2 separate regions of the Homo sapiens genome follow, and region 2 is linked to region 1. The links are chromatin contacts, found by Hi-C in ENCODE. All regions are on one chromosome and are shown on one strand. The core of a region is the stretch at or near the end of the contact, and the rest is flanking DNA. Distances in the headings are between cores, read along the strand shown.

Region 1 (6,218 bases), core at 2,591-5,090:
AAATTTAACTATAGAATGGGAGTTGTGGATAGGGGTGGGGACTGTCTGTCTGTGGTTGGACTTGACTTGGTACTAGGTAAGTTTAGTGTGTCCAGAACCTTATCTTCATCAGCTTTTTTTCTTTTTTTTGAGATAGGGTCTCGCTCTTCTGTCCAGGCTGGAGTACAGTGGCACATTCTTGGCTCACTGAAACCTCCACCCCCAGGGCTCAAGCCATACTCCCACCTCAGCCCACCAAGTAGCTGGGACTACAGGTATGTGTCACCATGCCCAATAATTTTTGAATTTTTTGTAGAGACAGGTTCTCACCATGTTGCCCGGGCTGGTCTCAAGTGACTGAGCTCAAGTGATCTGCCTGTCTTGGCCTCCCAAAGTGCTGGGATTACAGGTGTGAGCCACTGTGCCTGGCCTTCATCGGCTTTTAAAAAACTGCTTCCTGAGATGAGTTGAACCATAGATTGAGAGGTTTACTTTTCTCTCAGAATGTCATTAGCAAAGACTTTTCTTTTGTGCCATTGTCCCTGAGTTTTCTTCATAAGGTTAAAATAAACTATACACAGACAAATGGATTGTGGGATGAAACATTGAACTACTTTTATAAGTAATAAAAGGGAATCTGAGCACTTTACTATTGTGTAAATTCTATTAATTTAGTTTTTGTGTTAGAAACTTGCTAGATATTAATAAATTCCATTTCCTTTTCCTGGGCAAGAGGAAGACTGCAGTTCTCATTCTTTGCAGTTGGTTTGAGGCCATGTCACAAAACCCATTGTGCAATCTTTCACACTTGCTTTCCCTTTGTGTTGATGACGACAATGTCAAAAGATGCATGGAGACTTAATCCTTGGGTCATTTAAAATTCTTAATTATTCCATAATTATTTTTGTCATCAAAACCATTATAATTTAAGCAATTAAAAAATTCTCCATATTTCTTCACCTTATTAGTTATTTTAATTCTGTATGTGAAAGATGAAATAAGAAACATGGTAAGTTGGCAATTTTAAAATAATGACATAATTCTAAAGGAAATTACTTTAGACATGAGATAGAGGATAAGGGAGAAAGACTTAAAAATTTAATATTCAGAGGTTGGACAAATGAAACACTGACAAATAACCTTTCAAAGCTCATCTCAATGTGAATGTTTCTGAAACTTGATTATATGCCCCCATGTTAAAATCAATGCTTTTTTCAAATGCTACAACAAATGACTCCTGAAGGGTCCAGTTTGCTTTTCAATACAGCTTAAAATCAACGGGAAAATATTAGTGCAGTAAAGCATGTAGTATTGTAATAGAATTTTTCTCTCCATTTACCTCAGTGGCAATGCTTCAACAGAGTTGTATGAGCAGTCGTGATATGCAATATATTATTTTTATAAATCTTAATAAAAATACACTTTTTTATCAGCTTTTTCAAGATTGATATACTCTGGTCAATATGACACAAATCTTGTTGAAAAATTACAGGTAAAACACAAGATAAGCATGCAATCAATTTAAAGCACAGTTTGTCCTGGTGAACAGTTTGTAATGACTAATCTGTAGGAACCTTGATTACTCAGTTGAATTGAGGTACTAGCCTGGCATGGTACCAGGCTTCCTGTTCATGCATGTCCATCCACCCACCCAGTTGCTGCCTCTACTTCATAATACGCTCTCCCACATCTCTGCTTTAGCCTCACACTTTGAATATTCTTATTTTTGTGGATGCAACTGCTTTTTGTGTGAGCATATCTACAGCTTCATTAACCTTTATTCCTTTGAAACTCAGGTTCCTCCTTAGGTTTAATTTATGTCTTTCTGCTTTTGAATTTTCAAAGATGGGCTTGAATAACAATGGGAGCATTTGGGAAAATCTAATAATTATCCCAGCTTGGCCACTACCAAATTGCATAATTGCAAGCAAATTATCCTACGTTGCTGAATCTCTAACTTACTGTCAGGAACTGATGACAATTAACCACTATTTAACTCGAAATAGATGATTCATTTCGATATTTGTCCTTTAAAATGCTAGAAAAACCTATTATGGCTGATAAGAGGGCTATAAAAAACAGTGTGGCGTGGAGCTTTGCATCAGAAAAGCTGTGTGCATCTAGGCTCTGCCATTTATTGACATAAAATCTGAGACAAGTAGTTTCATCTCTGCATTTGTTTCTTCAAATATGGACTGGGGTAATTTTACTAATCACAGGGATGTTTTGCGAATGAGATGGGGTCATGTAAACAAGTGCCTAGCACAGTACTGCTCTGTAGAAAGGGCTCAGTAAAAACTTAAGTTGGAAAACATTAGGTACGAAACCCAAGTTCCCCTGCAAAGGGCATACAGCAGTGAAAAATGACAGTCCTATAAGTGTCAGCTGTCTGTTTGTTGATCCAGGGTAATTCAAAATTTATTCTGAATAATGAATTCTGATTTAATAATTCCTATTTTTTACTACTTTTTGTTTTAGAGATAGGGTCTCAGTGGCACAATCCTAGCTCACTGCAGCCTTGAACTCCTGGGCTCAAGCATCCTCCCACTGTAGCCTCCTGAGTAGCTGGGACTACAGGTGCACATCACCATGCCCAGCTAATTTTTATTTTTGTAGAGACAGGGTTTCGCTATGTTGCCCAGGGTGGTCTTGAACTCCTGGCCTCAAGTGATTATCCCACTTTGGCCTCCCAAAACTCTGGGATTACAGACATGAGCCACTGTGCCTGGCTTAATGCTTGTTATTTAATTAACTTTGAAAGTAAAGAAGGAAAAAAGGGGAGGGTTTTTAAAAAAAATTTACTTATTTTACTAATTACTTATAGTTCTGAAAGAAAACCAGTCAGTAAATCAAAAGTCCTGCCAATTCACTCCTTGCTCCAAACCTGCTAGAGTCCGTGGTATTTGGAATAAAATCTAGTCCTCACCAGGGCCCACAGAGCCCTCCCTCAGTTGCAGGCTGCCTCTGTGCCTCTCTGGCTCCGCTCTGCTCCTCACCTGCTCTTCTCAGCCCCACCTGCCTTCGTGCAGCTTTTGTATACTCTGAGTCCGTTCCCATCTGAAGCCCTGTGACACTGCCACCCTTTACTTGGAATGTTACTTACCTTCCTTACAGGTTTTTGCGTAGCTAGGTCCTTTCCATTCAGTGTCCCCTCCAATCACACTTTCTCAGTAAGAAATCTCTAAAATAGACACCTCTGCCCCTCACCCCGTCACCCTCTCTCTCATTAATCTACATATTTTTCTGATGAAATTATAAAAATATAAAAAGCATGTATTACTTAAAGTTATGTATATATTTGTTTACTTTTTATCTGTCTCTCCCACTAAAGGTAAGTTCTAAGAGAGCAGATGATGTCTTGTTCATTGCCATCCCTTGTCAAAGAGGAAAATACATGTTATTACATAATATATCTAATAACTACACACTATGTATTATAAATCAAGAAATATTACCTGGAGTACCGCTCCCTGGATCAGTGCTCAGCACCCGTAGGCATTCATAAATTTTTACTGCACGAATGCATTTTCTGTGTGGATTGACCTTCTTACTATTTTAGACATTGGGATACAGTGTTTAACATGTGAGAAAACAGTAAAAGGTCCAAATGTTAGGGACTCAGAGCTCTCTGCAACTGAGAGCTTGCTTAAGAAAATACTTTTAGGAGCATTGGTTTCCTTTTGGAAAAACAGGAAAAAGAGAAAGAGGTTATAGGAGGAAGATGTTGACTCAGGACCCCAGAATTGCTTTGGATGCCAAGGACCTTCTAGAAATTGGAAATGACATGATTTCTAGGACAATGTGGAAGATGTGACTATTGGGCCGTGGGGTGGAGAGAAAGGTCATTATAAGAGTCAGGACTGGAGACCAAGGCTGGGCCTGACAAAGATGAAACTGAAACTGAAATGAGACTGGGTGACTCTGTGTGTGTGGTTTTTTTTTTTTTTTTTTTTTTTTGAGACAGAGTGTCGCTCTGTCGCCCAGGCTGGAGTGCAGTGGCGGGATCTCGGCTCACTGCAAGCTCCGCCTCCCAGGTTCACGCCATTCTACTGCCTCAGCCTCCCGAGTAGCTGGGACTACAGGCGCCCGCCACTACGCCCGGCTAATTTTTTGTATTTTTAGTACAGACGGGGTTTCACCGTTTTAGCCGGGATGGTCTTGATCTCCTGACCTCGTGATCCGCCCGCCTCGGCCTCCCAAAGTGCTGGGATTACAGGTGTGAGCCACTGCACCTGGCCTGGGTGACTGTGTTTTGTTCGTGAAAGCTACTGACATGGGCCAGCCCACAAGGACGCTGAATGCTGCCAGGCTGACCTACAGGGTGGCCTCTGTGATTCTGTCCTGCACGTGGATGATGTCCATCACAGCCATATTCCCTCCCACCCCGTCTCCTGCCCTCTCATCACAATTATTATTATTATTATTTTTACCTTTATGGCCTTATTTGCTTTCTACATTTATGACATTTTAATCTTTTTAAATTTGCAAAGAAAGGTATGCTTAAGATAATGATTCAAATATTACAGAAGGGTTTCTGAGAAAAGCAACTGGCTCCAGTCCCGTGTAGCTTCTTCCCTCAGTTCTGGTTCCTGGAGGCCACTTCTTGTAACTACTTGTATTTTTAGTGCTGATGTTTAGTGCCAAAACTCTAGATTAGTCCTGTCCAATGGAAATCTAATGTGAGCCATATATACCATTTTAAATTACAGGCACACCAAAAAAGTAAAAGTACACATATAAAACGAATTTTAATAATATATTTAATTTAACCTAGTATATCCAATATATTATTTCAACACATAATATAAAGATTATTAATGAGATAGTTTTCATTTTTATGTTGTTTTTGAAATTGGTTGTATATTTTAAACTTGCAGCAGATGACAATTTAAGTGCCCAACACCCACATGTGATTGGTGGCCACTATATTGCACAGTGGCCCTCCAGGTAATATTTCTTGATTTATAATATATAGTGTGTAGTTATTTAGATATATATTATGTAATAACATGTATTTCGTCTTTGATAGGAAAAAAAGGTTGCTTACACACAGCTCTCTCCTCATGTTTTCTTTCTAATGCTTTTAGATATATACATGTATTTGTATTATACATAATTTATACTTATAATTTTAGTTCTTTTATTGGCTACTTTTATAACTTTATTTTTATTTATTTATTTATTTATTTATTTTTTTGAGGCGGAGTTTGACTCTTGTTGCCCAGGCTGGAGTGCAATGGCGTGATCTTGGCTTACTACAACCTCTGCCTCCAGATTCAAGAGATTCTCCTGTCTCAGCCTCCCAAGTAGCTGGGATTACAGGTGCCTGCCACAAAGCCTGGGTAATTTTTTGTATTTTTAGTAGAGACTGGGTTTCACCATGTTGGCCAGGCTGGTCTCGAACTCCTGACATCAGGTGATCCGCATGCCTCTGCCTCCCAAAGTGCTGGTATTACAGGTGCGAGCCACTGCACCCAGCCAGTTACTTTTATAACTTTAAATAATGTCCTTGAAGCTTTGTTTCTGGTTCTTTAGCTTCAATAATATCTCAATTATATGTCTTAACCCCTCATTTTAGGATGTTACCATTCCTACCACATTCTATACATTTCCTTCCTCTGTCTAAGTTCCATCTTCCATCAGCTCTGATTATATTGGACTCCAGTTGTAAATATTTATATTTGATTCTGCAACCATGTGTTTTAGCCTTTCTAAAAAATTAAATGTACATGGAGTGAGAGAACCTCTGTGTATTAATTTTGATTAATACAGATGGCAATCCAGACAACCATAACTTGATCTACACAGAGCTCAAGTCTAAACAGAGAAGGACTTCCCTTTCTACCAACCAGTAGATTATGTGGTCATGGTTTTTGATAATGGAATGAAATACCAGATACTAATTTGAACTGGGGCTTTTATTATTTTATGAGTCCATTCCTGGAGATTAAATATAGTAAGGAAGTAGATTCACATTTGATGTGTAAATGATTTTTCCTCCTTCTGAAAAGCTAACTCTTACGGATCAGGATTATTGTTCTGCAGAGATCAAATGCTGAGACCCCAGAATCAAAGGAAACACAGGGTCAGAGAGGTCATGTGAATTTTAGTGGCACTGGGGCTGACGTTCACAGAGAAGTGTATTTGCAGTTATTTTTGTTTTCTAAATCAGAATTTGGTGTATTAAAATTACCAACTAAAAATATTTTCAATTGAACAATGATTACTCAACTCATAAT
Region 2 (6,218 bases), core at 2,036-4,535, 1.4 Mb after region 1:
TGTGTGTGTATATATATATTTATATTTATATTTATATATGTTTTTCCCCAAAAGCTTTCAATTTAATTTATATATATAATGTAATAACAAAATATCTATATATAGATATATAACAATATATATAACAACATATATATAAATAGAGATGTTATAGATATTGTTGTCTATATATATTGTTGGCTAGATATGTATGTATACATACATATCTATAGATATATATCTATAGATATACATTTATATATAGATATATAGATATATAGATCTCTCTATATAAATATATGTGTATGTATATATCATATATCATACATAAATATATGTATATATCTATATATATTTATATAGAGAGATCTATATATATGTCAATATCTATAACATTTCTCTAAATATATAGCGAGATCAGAGATGTCTCTATATATTTATATATAGAGAGAAATATGTTATAGATATTGGCATATAGATATAAACAACTTATAGAGATATATTGGTATAGATAGCTATATCTATAGATACAGATATCTAGAGAGAGAGAAAGCACACTTTTGGAGAAAATGGAAACAATGTAATTCGTGTGCAAGACTTTATACAGATAAGAAATAGGTTTTTTAAATTAACCTCCTTAGGGTCTGAGCTATATTTGCAGAGTCATTCCATAATACGGCCAAGCCCACTGCTTCTCCTAAACCACTAGAACTACATTAACAATTACAAGCCTAGTTTTTCTGGACTCTGCCAAAATACAGCTTTGCTTTTCAGAAAAATAAAAGGTGGGGGGTAGTAGATATGCCAGACCACTGACTGTTCCAGTTTTTATTTTTCTTCTGCCTGATCACAATTCTCTATTCTCCAGCCTTTCTTGTCAATGAAAGTCTAACCGTGTTCTATCTTCGGCGTCTATTGTTAGGAACGCTGTCAAGGATATAGTGGGCATTCAGATTCTTCTAGAGAATGAGTTGTTTTGCTTTTGGCAGAAAGGACAGCTGCAGTGAGCTGAGATAAAGAGCATGGAGCTCTGACTTTGATGCGTTTCAAGCACTGGGTGCAAGAAAAAATTAAGCAATGTTCATTTTTCCTCTTTGTGCTTTGCCTTTGTTTTTGTTTTCTTTCGTAATTTTGGAAAGGGTTGTCACAAAAACAGTGCTGGGTATGTGAAAATCTTCTCAGTGCTATTGGCAGCTGATGACTCTTGTGTAGGTGTCTTTGAGAGGGAGGATCTAACAAACACCTTTAAAGTGATCCCTGATGAACCATCTGGGTCTTAATACTCTCCAAATAACTGTTCGTTATTCTCTTTTATAAGCCATTGTCTGTCAAAGATCCAGATGTTTTACCATTTGTTGAACTTGTTTTTCAGGTTTATCAAATAATCAGAGATAATAATAGCATCAGGCTCTTACTATGACACCAGCATAGCTGGAAGAGAAGTCATGAAATCATTGGAAACACTAGCCTTACTGTATCTTCACTTTCACATCCTCTACCTCTCATTAGAGAACAAAAAGGAAAACATTTAATGTTTTTGGATTTTATTTTATTTTAACAGAGTGGACTAGTTGTTCTCTTATCCTGTTACAACCTCAATAGCTTCTAAATCGTCTTGGAATCTAGTAGAATAGTTAATTAAGTAAAATTTGTGGCTTGATAAAGAATAAATGCTTTTTTGAGAATAAGTTGTGGTGAACTAATAAAAATCATGTCTTTTCAGGAAGAACCTTTAATAAGTCAGGATCATTTGGGCATTAGCACAGGCCATCACTATACAGACGAATAAATGATAAGGCTAACCCCAGGGTCTTCAAGATTCACTGGGAGTCCGGGGTATGGGATGGGAAGAATGTCTGCATCTGATTGGGTTTATAGTGGTTCAGAGTTCAACTTCTCCTTGCAGCCAGCATTTGGATACTTTTAATAGCTGTTCTCTGTTACTGGGCAGGACTGGACACAGAGAAAATGATGACACTCTTTAAAATTCCTGGCAATTATTTCCTGCAAGAATGAGATTCCTCCCCGGCCCCAAAAGCTACGTCATGTTTTTATTTCGGTACTAAACGGAGCAAAGGAGCGTGCAAAAATGAAACTGATGCATCTCACTTAGCATTGCAGTTAACGGAAAGGAAATCTCTTGAGAGCAAGGTCTATTTTTTATTTTTAATCTTGGGTAATAATAAAGTTGGCAGTCTGTATATGCCTGAGTGCGTAAACAAATGTACATAGGCAAACTTTCAAACTAGACATCCTTTGTATCAGTAAGATGGATGCTCAATGTCTTGGGTAATACAGAGATACAGAAGAGACAGTCTTTACCCTTGCTGAGTGTGAAAAGATCCTTCGTTTAGTAACTGTAACAACCATTCTTTTTATTGTGTTTTGTGTCTGGGGTGAGCAAGCTGAATTCTGGATTTTATTCCAGATCAGAAATTACTCCTTATTACTAATCCAGTCTTAAGGATTTACAGAATGTTTTTCTTTCAGATTTAGTTAAATTTCCCAGCATGCCTCTGAATGAGGTAAGAAACATACATGTCCTAGAAGAAAAAAAAAGTCAGAAAAAGTGGCATTTTACTGTATTTCATTATTTTGTTATTAGAAGGAGAGGACACAATTTGATACACCAGCATCAGTCATTAAAGGTACGCTCTTGTGTGGGGGAGCTGTGCTGAAGGGATAGAAGCCAGTAGCTAATCCACTGTTATACTTTTCTAGAAGAATAAACAGACTCCTGTGAACTACCAACTTTGAGTATTAGATTAGGATAAATCCAGGAGGGCTTTATTCCACCCAAAATTCAAGTGAAGACAGAGTCTTCAAAAAGCCCCAGGATGAAGAATCACTTCCTGAGAATCAGGGAACATTTACCTTTATTAACCATCATTAGCTGATTCCGGCTTACAGAAATTCCCCTGAGAATGGGTGTTGAAGTAATCACTGCTCTCTGCTCTACTTCCTTAAAAAGAAATCAGTTTTAAATGATGGGTCTTCACTCTTTCCAGACATTCCCAGCTCCACAGACTTAACAGCTTTTCTTTGTAAGTTGCCTGAAGGGAGCAGGGCTTGAAATCAAACTCATTCTCCATTAGACTTGCCAAGGCCCCAGGCAGTGCTGGGGAAAGGTAGCTCCCTTTGCAGCATAACTTTCACGAGTGCAAGTTGGGACTCAAGTCCTGAGACAGCTCACAAGCCCTGGCTGATTTAACTTGCCACTTTGTAGCTATTCTTGGCACATAGCCTGCATAGAGTTGGCCTATGAGACTTTTCTCTGTTTATAGCACCTTTCAACTCAGGCACTGAGAATGCTGACCAACAGTGTTGCTTTTTTTGTTCTTATTGCCCTTTCCAGAAACTATGTAAAATGGAAAACAGTTCCCATTTCTCTCATTCCAGCTGTGCCATCTGAGAGCACATTTCTCAGAGCACCCCCCCAACCCTTTTTTTTTAAATACATGACCACAAAAATGTCTCAGGAATGAAATTCTTTGAAAAGCTAAGACTTTCTTCTGCCCCATCCCTGGTAAACTCCGTTTGTTAATAAGTGCTACCATGGGTGCTTTGGTGAAGTATGTTTCACAGGTGACTCTTGTGAAATCTTACTGTCATTCATTGGCTCATTCCATCAAAACTAAGCAGGCAAGTTATAAGTGCAAGACAAATGGGAGGTACAAAGATGTATCAGCCTGCTTCTAGTAGGCTACAGTCCACCAGGAAAGATAAGCAATAAAAATTCATTCTATTCATGCTAACAGAAGTACAGACAACGTGCTGAGTTACTGTATAAAGAGATTGATTAATTCTATTTGAGAGAACTGAAGTCATGTTTTACCCACCTCTGCTTTTGCACAAAACATTCTTCCTGCCTAGAGCACCTTTGCCTGGCTATTGTTACAGGGTCTTCAAAGACTCCATTCAGATGTCACCTCTTCTTAGGAGCCTTTCTTGAAACTTTTGGTCTGGATTCATTGTCTCTTTTTACTTCATTTCTGTATTTATATCTGTGACATCATATATTAATTATTGATGTGTGACCTCTTTGCTGAAGTGTAAGACCCCAGAAGGCAGGGATTCAATCTTTTATTTCAGCATTCCCAGTGCCTGAATGTCACTCTGCTTTCAAAGAAAATGATTAATAAATGAATTAGTTAATTTAGCATGATGGTATTGCAATTTGTGTGCTTATCAGAGTTTTATGATTGAAGGCAAATGTGATATTTGTATATTTTGACCACCAGTGTTTTACATCAAGAAAGAATAGTTATCCAAAAATGGAATAGATATTTCCATGTACTCATGTGAAAAATTATCTGTGGGGCTTTTCAGAAAATGGGTTTTTGTTACTTTTCCATTAGGACAGATGTTTTATCCTGTGACAGAATGGTAAAATTAAATTTCAGGACTTTTAAGGAAGAGAAAACAACCTTTTTTTTTTTTTTTTTTTTTTAGTGTTTATTTCCTCAGGTTTTATCATTAGATTCTTTTATAATGGCAGACATTCATATTTTAGAGTCATATTTTAGTCAGGTTTACACTATCAATATTCATGTCTGTTTTTGCAATCCAGAGATAATCTTTAAAAGCAGAAATCTATCTAAAAGGCTAGGGTTTAAAGTTCTTTTCATTTTCACTAACTCCTTAATATGGTATTCAGTGTACTCCATAGCTTGCAATTTACAAATGCTGTATCTACATGGTCTGCCAATACAGATGCAATTGTATATTAATCAGAATTTTTAAAATCAGAATGGAAAAGAGGCAGGGAACAATTTTTAAAAGTTTAATAGATAAAGAAACAAAGAAAATGTAGGAGAGCTGAAGACTAAATAACAAATGCATACAATAGGAGATTGGTGAGCTACAGATTTTTAGTGAACTGTGCATGTTGGGGGCACGTGAGAGCTCACCTCCCCTCAAAAAAACAGAATGTACCAACTTTTCACCCTAGTAACAGATTTTACTTTGCATGCCAGTGTACTTTACAAGGCTGATGTAATGACTTCTTCCCCTAAAAGAAGGACTGAAATAGGATTTCCAGAGCACACTTGGGAAGAGATATGCCAGACCCTATCAAACATGGAATCAAATATAGCATCTCCGAAATTATGTCCCTGTGCAATGAAAGTTGGTTGGTTTGCCTTAATAGGTCTTGCTTTCTTCCTCAATAACAATTAGGAATTGTTCCATTATGTTTCAGATGTCACAGTGCCCCAAATTGATATTATTCTAATCACTTCTCCTTATACTAAAGATCCTAGTTTAAGGAATTTTTTCTCAGTTTCTGGCACCCACTTTGGTATTCAAGAGCCACTTTCTGTTTTAGCAGCATTTGAACAAATCGCTTCTTTCAAAAATCTGTATTATAGATTATTGCTAAATTGTCCAAGTGCCCTGTGCCTGCTTGAATGCTGTGAGGCTACAATGTAGTATAAGGGAGCCAGAAAATTGCTAGTTGAAGGCAAAGCTGTCTAAAGTGAAAGTGATATTAATAGCAGTCCCAGGAGGATCAGATCGGCTCCTGGATTCTCCATGGTCTTGGGCACAAAGAGACAACAGCTGTAAACTACTCATAAATAGCTATGGACCACACATTTCAAAATGTCTTCATCAATGGGAAAACAGTTTTGATTCTTAAAATTGCAGGCTTGAATCAGGGTTTTGGCCTTGTAAAATAATCAAGCTGTCACATCTTAAAAATCTGAGATCAAATTTAAAATTCCATGGCTCTGGAATAACCATTAAGACCCAAAGTAAGCAATATTTAAGCATCTGGGCTTTGAAGAGAAGTCAAAAAATTTTAGGGTAAATCATTACCAAATAATAATTTAAAAAAAACCTTTTAATAAATAATACTGATTTAAATTTTACATGTTTTTAAAGAGTTTAGATGTCAAGTGGGGGTTTCTGTTTTTTTCATTGTGGCATTAGTAGAAGACTAAGAGCAAGGTATGCAGAAAGAAAAGCGAGATGAAGTGCCATCTTGTCCTAAGTCCACGTACCCCATCAGTGTGCCTCATAAGAGAAAATGAAGGAGAGACCACAATGCCCTTAGCCTCCAGCACTTACTCTCTCACACTGAGGTATGTCGCTTTGCCCACATTTGGCATTAGATCCTTTTATTTGCACATGTGAATGAATAATATGCAAAGTTACTCTACTCTCCCCTTATCATTTTGTGATGGCTTTTCTTTCTTTTTGTTTTGTTTTGTTTTGTTTTGTTTTGTTTTGTTTGAGAC

Evidence for each region. A loop is a pair of places that touch in the nucleus more often than their neighbours do. Pooled maps may share reads with other maps.
Region 2: a loop to region 1 is called in a pooled map, with 2.1 times the contacts of the local background. The contact joins two enhancer-like sites. A Hi-C loop is called at or near these places in 2 of 37 single-sample maps with no recorded cell type and 2 of 50 pooled maps.

Annotation. Positions count from the first base shown.
Region 1 is chr2:41,713,458-41,719,675 of GRCh38, reverse strand. No RefSeq gene overlaps it. Among named protein-coding and RNA genes, the nearest start is that of LINC01913, 160 kb to the left of the region's middle. RefSeq lists an enhancer at 3,738-3,847. Within about 2 kb of position 3,840, at least 5 of the 41 ENCODE cell types and tissues checked have a DNase peak (open chromatin) inside an H3K27ac peak, as active enhancers do.
Region 2 is chr2:40,278,463-40,284,680 of GRCh38, reverse strand. The region is part of intron 2 of SLC8A1 (solute carrier family 8 member A1); the gene reads left to right. Among named protein-coding and RNA genes, the nearest start is that of SLC8A1, 170 kb to the left of the region's middle. Within about 2 kb of position 3,285, at least 11 of the 41 ENCODE cell types and tissues checked have a DNase peak (open chromatin) inside an H3K27ac peak, as active enhancers do.